Regions from separate parts of the Homo sapiens genome. Here region 1 is linked to region 2. A link is a loop called in an ENCODE intact Hi-C map of the cell type or tissue named here. Cell type or tissue: PC-3. All regions are shown on one strand. Each heading gives the region's core, and the rest is flanking DNA. Links, peaks and the distances in the headings are about the cores only. Region 1 overlaps PCLO (piccolo presynaptic cytomatrix protein). Region 2 holds the start of PCLO (piccolo presynaptic cytomatrix protein).

Region 1 (5,391 bases), core at 238-5,237, 220 kb before region 2:
ATATGATTATTTTTTTCTGACATACATAAATACCACCATTATAAAACAGTTTTAAAGTTAGTTTTAATAGATTGCTTTCTTATATTGCTTTTCAAAGAGAATAATGAAAAATAACCCCTAATAAATATTATTATTATTCAAATCACATTTGGCCACCAGAGCCATTATTTCTTAAATCATTATACTCTGGAAGAATTGACAGAAATACAATTTCTCAATTTAGGTTATGGAAATTACTTTCAGAAATAGACATTAAAGGATTCCAAAAATTTTAAAAATAGCTATCAAAACAGCAATCAGTGGAGCAAAGCATATTCTTGTAAAAATCAGCTCATGAATGCCATCTGCTTTGCAATAGGATCCTGGCTTAAACACTAGAACAAAAAGATTTTAATAAGAAGTTTGCCTATTACTAAAAACTTTCTAAAATTGTTGAACAAGTCTAAGGGGATGAAATAGCTTCAACAATTAATAGCCTATGTACTTTTAAGGCCACAGAGAGGTGATAACATTTTAATTGTAGCTAATTTTTTTTTAGCACAAAAAGTAGTGTGTACTATCATTGCCAAAATGTGATATTTCTTAAATATACAAACTAATTTTTTTGATAGAAAAATCACTAAGAAAACTCTTATACTTTAAGATACATAAATCTTGAAATAAATTAGGTACCTACTAGCTCTAAACAAATTCTTGGAATTTACATTGCTATGCAATAGATAATGTCACTTTTCTCCCCGACTCTGTAGAGAGCATGCTACACTAACCTTCCTGATTGAAGTTATTGATCATCTGGGGTAGGATGTAAATCAGTCTCATTGTGCAGAAGAAAGAGAAAGGGTGTAAGGAAGGCATTTTGGAGCTCTGGTTTATGGAATTGTCATAAACATGGTACTAGAGATAATCCATAGATACACAAAAATACTAGATGGAAATAAATGGAGAAAGTGTAGTGTGGTCCATGTACGAAATGGAAGAAAAGCACAGAGGAAACAGAAGTAAAAATTGTAACACTGGGCTGGGTGCGGTGGCTCACGTCTGTAATGCCAGCACTCTGGGAGGCCGAGGCGGGTGGATCACCTGAGGTCAGGAGTCCGTGACCAGCCTGGCCAACATCTCTACTAAAAAGCACAAAAAATTAGCTGGGCGGGGTGGCAAGCACCTGTAATCCCAGCTACTCGGGAGGCTGAGGCAGGAGAATCACTTGAACCCAGGAGTTGCAGGTGAAGTGAGATCGTGTCATTACACTCCAGCCTGGGCAACGGAACAAGAATCCATAAAAAAAAAAAAAAAAAAAAAAAAAAAGTAACATTGAATTACACAAAATGAATAGTGGGAGGATGAATACGGTTTTGTTAGCTTTTGCTTTGTTTTTATTTTTTGTTTCATGTGGGAGTGAGGGATTTATGAATCCTGCAAAATTGAAAATTATTTGATGGATAAAGAGGTCCTTTGGCTCATTAATTAATCAAGTTAAATTATTATTATAGAGCACCTATTATGAGTCAGGTATCTTTCTGGACACTGGGTATACAGCAGTAAAGATATTAAACAAAAACCCATAAATTTTGGTGAGGGAGGAAAGACAATAAATAAAATAACAACAACAAAAACAGATATAGTATCTTAGATGATGATAGGCAAAATGGAGGAAAATAAAGAAGGCCATAGAGATAGAGTACTAATTTAAGACAGGTCAGTCAAGAAGACCTCATGACTCAAAAAAATAAATTCAAAAATGGCTACCAGGTATAGGAGTCGGCAATTTCCAGAGAAGCAACATTACATACTCCAAAGAATATGAAAGATACAGTTACCGGAACTTTTGAGAATTATTTCTACCAACCCATAAAGTAAAGCTCTTTAATGATAGTTGGTGACTTTTTACTGAAGAAACACAGATATTTGCCAAATGTCCATCTGAGAAAAAGAGAATCCACATTGCTGGATATCCACAATTGTCAGACTTGGTGATGGGAAGGTAATAAACCTTATTCACTTAATCTTTACAAATAAACCTTTGATCATTCTGATTCTACCCATTTTTAACTCTCTCTTACATAAAATATTCCAAATGAAGAAGAGTTCTACTGATAAATTAATAAAAATCACTGTCCACATGCCACCTTTCATTAAAATGTACACTTCTTCCTGTGCTTTTGCTAAATCATGATGAAAATACAGTATTACTAAGTCATACCTAGGGAGCAAGCTTAAACCCAGAAGAAATAAATTCTGACTGTGTTTGTGTCTCTTGGGATTTTTTTTTTCTGTGGAGTAAAGTGAAAGATTTAAGGAAACAGGCGGTAATGTTTTTCCATTTTTACTCAGAGCTAAACAATTAAATTTGTAAGAGTAAGTAGGCTGCAAGATAAAACTGTCCGGTTACGTAAATGTCAACAAATAAAATTTGATATCAGACTGACAGGGTCTTGAAAAATACCCAAAACAAATAAAATATCATTCCATATTTGGCTGTGAGCAAACAAAAAGTACAATATAGTGCTTGGATATATTTTATGGGTCGAATTTTGTCTCCTCCAAAAAAATGATATATTGGAGTCTTAACCCTTGATATCTCAAAATGTGAACCTATTTGAACATAGGGTCTTTACAGAGGTAATCAAGTTAAAATGAGGTCATTAGAGTAGGCCTAAATCAATATGGTAGTATCCTTATAAAAGGGAAATTTGGGAACAGAGGTAGACACATACAGAAGGAATACATTTCTGTTGTTGAAGCCACCCAGTTTGTGGTACTGTTATGAGAGCGCTAGCAAACTGATACAATGCATGAGCAATAACAACAAAATGATCCTAGTGGTAGGAAGTCAAGCATGAAACCTGCCTCTCTGATTCATCCTGTACCTTTACAGTTTATCACCACGTCTGGAAAAGAGTAATGAATAAGGTAATGAGTGAAAACAAGCAAGAATTGAATTTTAAAAACGTATAAACCTAATTGATGGAGATTTAAACTGGAATTTTAAGGACAGAAGAGGAAATGCCAAGATTTAAAAAAATCAAGCATGACACTGAATTAAGAATAAATAATTAGGAAATGTTTAATATGTCTCAGCAGAAACTAATAAAAGGATAAGAACTATGAAATATAGAGTCAGGGCACGGGTTTAGTAAGGAGCCATCATAAAATCACTAGACTACTCGGGGACTTGTCTTATCTGTAAGGGCTTGCTAGTAGCTAAACACCATTCAACCTGTATTCAGTGTTTCAGATGCCTATATAAAAATAAACAAAGTGAAAGTGATACTTTAAATAAGGGACATATTAACTTAGATTATCAACAAGACTTGCTAAGATTTCATTGTCCAAGTACAGCAATGAAAAGATAAGCAGCCAGAGTCTTTTCAATATAAATCTTTTCCCATTCCTTCTATGATTATAATCTTCCCTTTAATAAATTTATTCAATCAATGTTGAGCACCTACTTCATGCCAGGCACTAGTCAGGCATTTAGGACTATAGTGGCAAGAGAAGCAAAATTCCTGCTCTTGTAGAGCTTATATTCTACTGGAGAAGAAAGATAATATTCAATTAAATACACAATATAATGTATTTAATAAGTAATATATACAAATTTAGAGGCAGAAATAGAGATTTATAGTAATAAGCAGACTTCTTTAGAGAACAAATTAAGAAAAGTCTCTCTGTGGAGGTAAAATTTGAGCAGAAATCTGTATGTAGGAGTCAGCATACGTATATCTGGGGAGATAGAGGCACAGACTCGTGCCCTGGGTGGGGGCAAGGTTGGCCCATCCAAAGAACAGCATGGCCTGTGGTCGGAGCAGAGTGAGGAGGGGAGAAAGTCTGGAGAGTGATCAATGAGGTCATGAAACAAGCAGAGATCACATCACATATAGCCTTGTTAAGAAATTTCTAATATATTTTGAATTTGATGAGATCCTAATAGAGTTTAAACTGTGCTGCAAGTAACATAATCTGATGTACATTTTAGAAAATCACTTAGGAGCTGTTTAGAGAACTGATGGCAGTAAGGGCAAGTGTAGAAGGAGCCTAAGGGCTGTGCACATTGTAAATAAAAGATGATGGTGGCTCTGGTCTATGATCCTCATAGCCACAGGAAGTAAATCCAAACTTTGTAAGGCAGCAGATTAGATCTCCAGTGATCTGGCCCTCACTTGCCTTTCTGATTGTATTTACAGTAAACCCTTTTCTCCCCCTCTTTGCTTTATGTCTGTTCATCAATCTGAAACTTTGTCCATTTATTCCCTCTAGTTACAATGACCTCCATTTTTCTCTCCATGGTCCAGCAGAGGTCTCAATCTTCATGACTCAGACCTCTTCTTTGCAACCTCTCCTGACACTTTCAGGAGAACAGATTGATTCAGAATCTGACAGAGTATAAAACTTATCTTTTACAGTGTATTATGTGTGTCACTGTGTTGTTTCAGTGCCTACTGAGTGGTGTAAGTTTTTTAAATCTTACTGGTCTGTGAAAATTAACAACCTGTAAACTACTGAGCTAGCCTTCTTAAATTCACATCACTATGAATATCCCTAAGAAAATTATTTTTTTAGTATAGTTAATACTTAGTAATTCACACTCATAATTAAGAAATTAATTTATTTACTTTAAAATAGACTCAAAGTATGTCTAGACATTTGCCTAGAAATTATAAAATTCACATCTTAGACTCATAGTCTCTAGAGTGTTAACAACACTGCCTGTGTATAAAATGATCTACCTGTGCATGTAATAAGACAATACCTTTGAATCTGTATACAACTATTCCATATTAAAGAATGCATTTAACTTGACCAACTGGAAAAAAGAACCAATGAATTGTGCTTTGAGGCTCAAAACACCTAGGGTTTTTCAGATTCTGGGTATTATTTGGTAATTCTACTCAACTTCCTTTATGATTAGCTTATCAATATTTCTGACACAATCAGTAATACAACCTTTACAACCCATTGTATCAATTTCCAAGTGGATACATTTCCAAATCCAAAGTGAATACTTTGTGAGGAAAAAAATATTGATAACTTGAGACTCTTTTTTAGCTGAGCTCATTTGAATTAAGGGTACAGGGATACATATTATGTAAATAGTCAATATTCCACCTGGAAAGCCTGTTCTTTCTAATAACAGAAGTCTTCACTATTACTTTGAAAATACTGCCAAAAATCATATTTCAAAGTTGTTCACATAACTCTTTAAGTGAATTTCTAGGCCAAACCTATAAAAATATATACCTACACATTATATAACTAACTTAAAAATCACTTTTCAACTATATTAATAGATTAAATTCTGGAAACAACACTATGCATAAAATAATTCTCTGTATACTGGATGAAATCTCAATACAACAGAGGTTTCCTGATTCTACAGCTATTACCTCCCTC
Region 2 (5,391 bases), core at 74-5,073:
CCCCATTGAACTGATTTTTCCACATGTAAAAGAAAACTGACACATCAAAATAACCCAAAAACAATGTACAATTCAACAATTTGTCTGTAGCCATCGGTGACAGTGTCACCCATTGCTGATACCGATATTGCCACTCTTTACATTTGTAGGGTTTGTGTAAATTACAACTCAAACAAAAACATTCATCTCAACTTTTAATTGATCCTCAATGGACTAAGACAGGTGAGATAGGTATTAGTAGCCTTATTTAAAGGCAAGGAACATGAGACACATTGATTGAGAAGTATTTGTAATTTGCTATGAGTTGGTCAAAATCAATAGGATAAAAACCCATGCTGTCAATCTTTATTTTTAAAATTCTATGTTCAATTCACACCACTTAAATGCTTAAAACTTCAAATAATTTGTGTATGCCGTCCTATATTAATTAAATTTACATAACTCTATAACTTTAAAAGTCTAAGTGAAAAACCAAATGTTTCTTTGGTAACCATATATAGGGAAAATAACTTTTAAAAAGTTATGTACCTTTTATAGAAATCTTTCAGTAAAATGTAAGAGTAAGTTGCAAAGGTCAGAAAATTATTATTTATTTTTTAGTATTTGGATGAAGTTTTCACCAATACTGTTTGGGCCATACACTAACTATTGATAAGATTTCCATCATAATAAAATTATCAATAGAGAGCTTTAAAAGTATACTATCTGATGCAAATAGTGCATGAAGCAACAGTTTTATAGGTGGAAATAATGTTTCTCAGCCACCTTCTAAACAGAAGAAAAGTTAGAAATCTAGAAATCAAAGATCTCACTGTAACTGGTATTGGTAACCAGCATGATAGACCTGTTGCTTGTGCCTCTTAGGAAAAAATATAAAAGATCTGGCATACAGTTCTAAAAGGCTAATAAAAGTATCATACCTTGTTATTATCCTGTGAAAGTCTACTGAATGAACACTAAATTTTTTTTCTTGTCAAGTTTTCATCAAGTAGAGGAAAACAGTACATATCATAAACTGGATAAGAGAACAAGAAAGACTTTTTCCAAATAGCCCCATGGATTACTAGTTTAAAAACACAGAAAAACATATTTAACATAAAGGGGCTAGTTTTCACTAGTACTAGTAGTTTCAAGATAAACAGACTTTTTACCTGGTAGATTTTAAGCATTTAAGATTTTATGTGAAAATATTGTCACTATCCATAAAACATTTTACATTTCTCCTATAATTATTTGGCAAAATTATGCTTACGTGATAGTGACTAAGTTAATTTTTTTTTTATTTTATAAAGTGGAGGATAAGGATCTACACCTATATATCCAGGTCTTTCGTGCTTACAGTATCTCAAATGAAAAATTGTAGGTTTGCCTTCAGTTGTCATAAAAGAGGAATTGTTTCAGAACCACGGACAGAAAACTGTTCTCTACTAGAGGGTGCAAAGTTAAAGGGTTTGTTTACAGTAAGAAAGGCAAGGCAGGCACAATGATTATACCCCTCTCAGTACTCTAATTAGAAAACAACTAATCTATTGGGATGAAGGAAAATGGAGAGTTACAGGCGGAAATGAAAACATTCATATTACTGATTAGCTCTTATACTTGCCTATGCAAGTTGCCATTTATTTGCTTTGTTTTTAAAAGTATGTATTGAAAATTATTTTCTAAGGTAATAAAATTCACATGTTCTTCCCTAAACTGAAGGCCACTTTTGCATAAAACAGAGCAGTGGCTTAAAAATAGCATATGCTAATTTAGAAATATATGTACAGCACCTGCTCTGCTGTGACCAAACCATCTGTTTAATGCCACACATATTTTAGGGTTCCTCAATGAATATAAAAGGTATATTCATTCTATTCCTTCTACCTAAACAGCTTCTGCTCTCCTCTGGGGGTGGGGTGGCAAGAGAGGACAAATCACCTACAAGGGGATTAAAGTTACAGAAATATTTAGACATCATTCACAGAGAAAAAGACCCGCAATGGCCAAGAGGTTTAAACAGAGACAGGTAAACACCCAGCTCTATCCATTTCCTAACACGTCCGTGTTGTATTAATGGAAGACTTCCAGATTAGTAAAACACTGGAGGGCGTCTCTCCACGCCATCCTAGAGGGGAAGGGCTACAAAAGGCCAAAAATCACAACCTAAAATCACAGTTCCAAGAATGTAACCCTTGACTATCCCACCAGAAACTCTACAATGCATCATTTTTATTCCGCCCATCACAAGGCTTAGGATCTCTCTATGGCCACCCCACTGGGGAGAATAAAATGAACGGAGGCGACATATATGTACCGCCGTGCTGGCACATACAGGCTGGCACATATGTGCACGGGAAGCTGTACATATATGCCCGGACATATACATCATGCTGTGCATGCCTGTGCATGGAAGGCGACTCCGCAGCGGCCGGGGGGACGCTTCCCTTGGGCAGCCCCTGCGCCCTTGACATGACAGCGGCGATCTGTCTCCTCTCCTCTTCGCTCAGCTGGCTCAAATCCGCCTCCATGCCGGCCGGGATCGCGGTGTGAGAGGGGCTCCCCGCCCCGCTAGCTCCTCCTCCAGCCGCTGCGGCCGCCGCCAGCCCTTCGGGGAGCCCTTCCCCTTCCAAGCTCGCCTCGTTGCCCATGGCTCAGGGAGACTCGGGGCCGCCGCGCTCCCTCCTCGCGCCGCGTCCCAGTCGAGAAGCCCGCGGCCAGGGGAGCAGTCAGAGCCGGGGTCCGCCTCGGGGCGTGCAGGCAGCCGAGTCCCTGGACTCTGGACCAGGCACTGCCGCCCGGAACGCCAGGCAGGGGTTAGTCCCGCTCGCAGGTAACGCCCGCTGCCGGTGCCTCCTCCATGTTGGACAGCGCCAGGCAACCTTTGCAGAAGACACCTCCCGGACGCCGCCTCGGCGCCCCGAGCCGGGGAGAAGCAGATCTGAGCGGTGCCAGCCGGGCGCCGTCCGCCCCTCCCACCGCGCACCGCCTCCTCGCCCGCGCCCTCTCAGTGCGCAGGCGCCTCTCGGAACAGGTGATGCCCGCGGCCCACGCCCACCCCATCCTGCGTCGCTCCGGATCCTTCCTCGCTCTCAGCACCGATTTAAAGGAGCCCAGTGAACGCCCGGCTAAAAACAGGGAAGAAACAGGCGACGTTTCTTTCAGGCATATTTCAGGATGCCTCACTGGAGTTTTAGCTTACTAGACACCTAGATTTAAAGGGGGCGGGAGGGGCAGGAGAGGAAATGTCTGTTTTCAGCTTTGGCTCCTGGGATTTGTAGTTTCATTTATTTTCTTTAAAAGAAGGTTTTAAAACATTCTAGGAAAGGGTTCAAGTAACTGAAGATTAGCAAGAGAGACCCTGATACCTTTGAGGCACATTTCCCAAGGGAGCTAAGAATGGCCCTTTTCATTTAGAACTTTCACAGAACAATTAAATTGTTAATTAGATTATTTAAAATGATACAATATTAGTAAGCAGCTAAGGTTTTGAGTGCTTATAACTAGTTCCCTAAAGGGAGGGACTACACAATAATAAAGGATTATGGGAAGTTGTGGACGTGGGGTTCTGCAGTAATATCGAGATTGTAAAAATATTAAAATGTTTTAGTATGAAAGTTTGAAAACATGATTTTATTCCCCCGCCCCTTTTTTAACAAATGTGGACAGAAGAACCCCACGAAGTTCATTTAATGTGTGACTGTTAAGTTACAGTCACACAATTGGTTAGCAGCACGTTATCATAATAACCAGTTTTTGAGACCCACTTTCGACTATCACTCCTACACTTTTCTTGCTGTTACATTTCTTAGACGGGACTGTTCAGCACTGAATCTGCAGCCTCAATGTTGTTACCTACGTTTCCTCAGAATGTGAACTTAATGTCTCAACTGTTGAGGTTAGGTAATAGAGACTGAATAAATAAATCAAACAGAAATGAATAAGTTGCTCAGAAAGTAAGTCCAGGTTTTTGCAATAATCATTACATAGTTCGATCTTCTACCTTCCAAAGTGAATTTGTAGTTTTACAGTATAAAAGCACGAATAATTACAACTGATTTTTTTTTAAATGACAAAAATAATGCAGTCTCTTATGAGGGAACCAAATGCTAACATCTTTTGTAACAAATGCCGAAAAAAAATGACATAGTGTATATTAATACCCGTAACTGCTTTTGTGTGTGATGTAATGAGTAATAAAACTCAAGCTATTCTCATCCTTCGTATGTTTAAAAGTCCATGCATTTTTGTGTATGTATGAATATATACGATTGTATAACTATAGACAATATGGCTTATAATTTTTATATAGGTGCATATGAAGGTCTTTAATTAATATTCCTTCCTAACAGAAGGTGAGAGAGGATTGTGTTCATTGAGTGGAGCAAGAACCTGCAGTGGCTTAAGGTCCGACGCTTCATTTTTTGTTAAGGCCGAGTTACTTCTGAATTGCTGCTCTCAGCCATTTTTGTTAGCTCTACTTTAAAGTGGGATTTACAGTTAGAGTGGAAGAAATTCAAGTAAGGTTACAACTGATTATAAACTGGCTTCTCAATTTTGAGAGAAAAATCACGAGAAGTATTTTAGTGAAAAGTTTGATAAATTTAATTTTGAATTCTTAATATCTGAACCATCAATTTTTTCCTTTATACTTAGTCCAAAGTGTATCTGTAATTTAAATAAAAGAAAAACTCGTATTTAGAATGTGTTCCTATAGACATACAATGTATAAAATATTAAGTAATAAAATTAGTTTTGTCACTTTACAATATTTGTAAATTGAAAAATATTAATAAGTCATGAAGTTATAACTTAGATGATCAGCATTATTTATTCAACCATTTTATAAATGGAGTTTAGAATTTAGAACCCGCTTTTTGGAGAAAGGGTACATGTGTGCATGTCTTATACTTCAGGTTTTTTCTGTTGACGATGTCTGGTTTTAAATCCTAGCTCTGCATTCTTACAGCTATTTGGATTGGTAAGTCACTGACTTTTCAGATGTTGAGGTTCCTCAACTGTAAGAACAGAGAAAATAATACTACTAACATTACTACCTCTCAGGTTTGTTGTGACAACTAAATTAGAAAAAGCTGTGAATGCACTTGTAAACTAGAAATATGTTATCAGAATGTGGTATATGGTTACCAGGCTAGCCTGGGAAATTACTGAGTCTTCCATGCTCTGAAGAAGCCAAGGAGGTGGGACACATGGAGAGAGGATCCTAGCTGCCTCGGCTTCGTCCATCTCAGCTGAGGCTTTAGTGAGACCCCCGCCCCCCCGACCGCCTTAGCATAACCTACCCCAGCTGAGCTACCTACTGGCTACAATGACATCAATGAACCCAATGAGACCAGCAGAAGAACTACACAATCAACTGAAAGAATCAGAGAATTAATAATAATAATGATA

Evidence for each region. Hi-C counts contacts between places; a loop is a spot of excess contacts. Peaks named below come from ENCODE experiments on the same cell type or tissue, not always from the same donor. Only the 100,000 strongest peaks of a DNase experiment are listed, where the experiment ranks them.
Region 1: it touches region 2 in a loop (2.5-fold over the local background); 1 of 110 quality-filtered maps calls a loop at or near these places.

What each region holds. Positions count from the first base shown.
Region 1 is chr7:82,942,860-82,948,250 of GRCh38, forward strand. The region is part of intron 6 of PCLO (piccolo presynaptic cytomatrix protein); the gene reads right to left. Among named protein-coding and RNA genes, the nearest start is that of PCLO, 220 kb to the right of the region's middle. In PC-3, for the core only: no CTCF peak of the experiment used is centred there; a DNase peak (open chromatin) is centred at 2,822; H3K4me3 peaks cover 1,236 bases; H3K27ac peaks cover 1,432 bases.
Region 2 is chr7:83,159,963-83,165,353 of GRCh38, forward strand. It overlaps PCLO (piccolo presynaptic cytomatrix protein), which reads right to left and starts at 2,922. Exons shown (of 25, transcript NM_033026.6): 1 at 2,383-2,922. The coding sequence starts at 2,630. RefSeq lists a silencer at 2,565-2,654 and an enhancer at 2,775-2,844. In PC-3, for the core only: no CTCF peak of the experiment used is centred there; a DNase peak (open chromatin) is centred at 3,019; H3K4me3 peaks cover 3,000 bases; H3K27ac peaks cover 1,351 bases.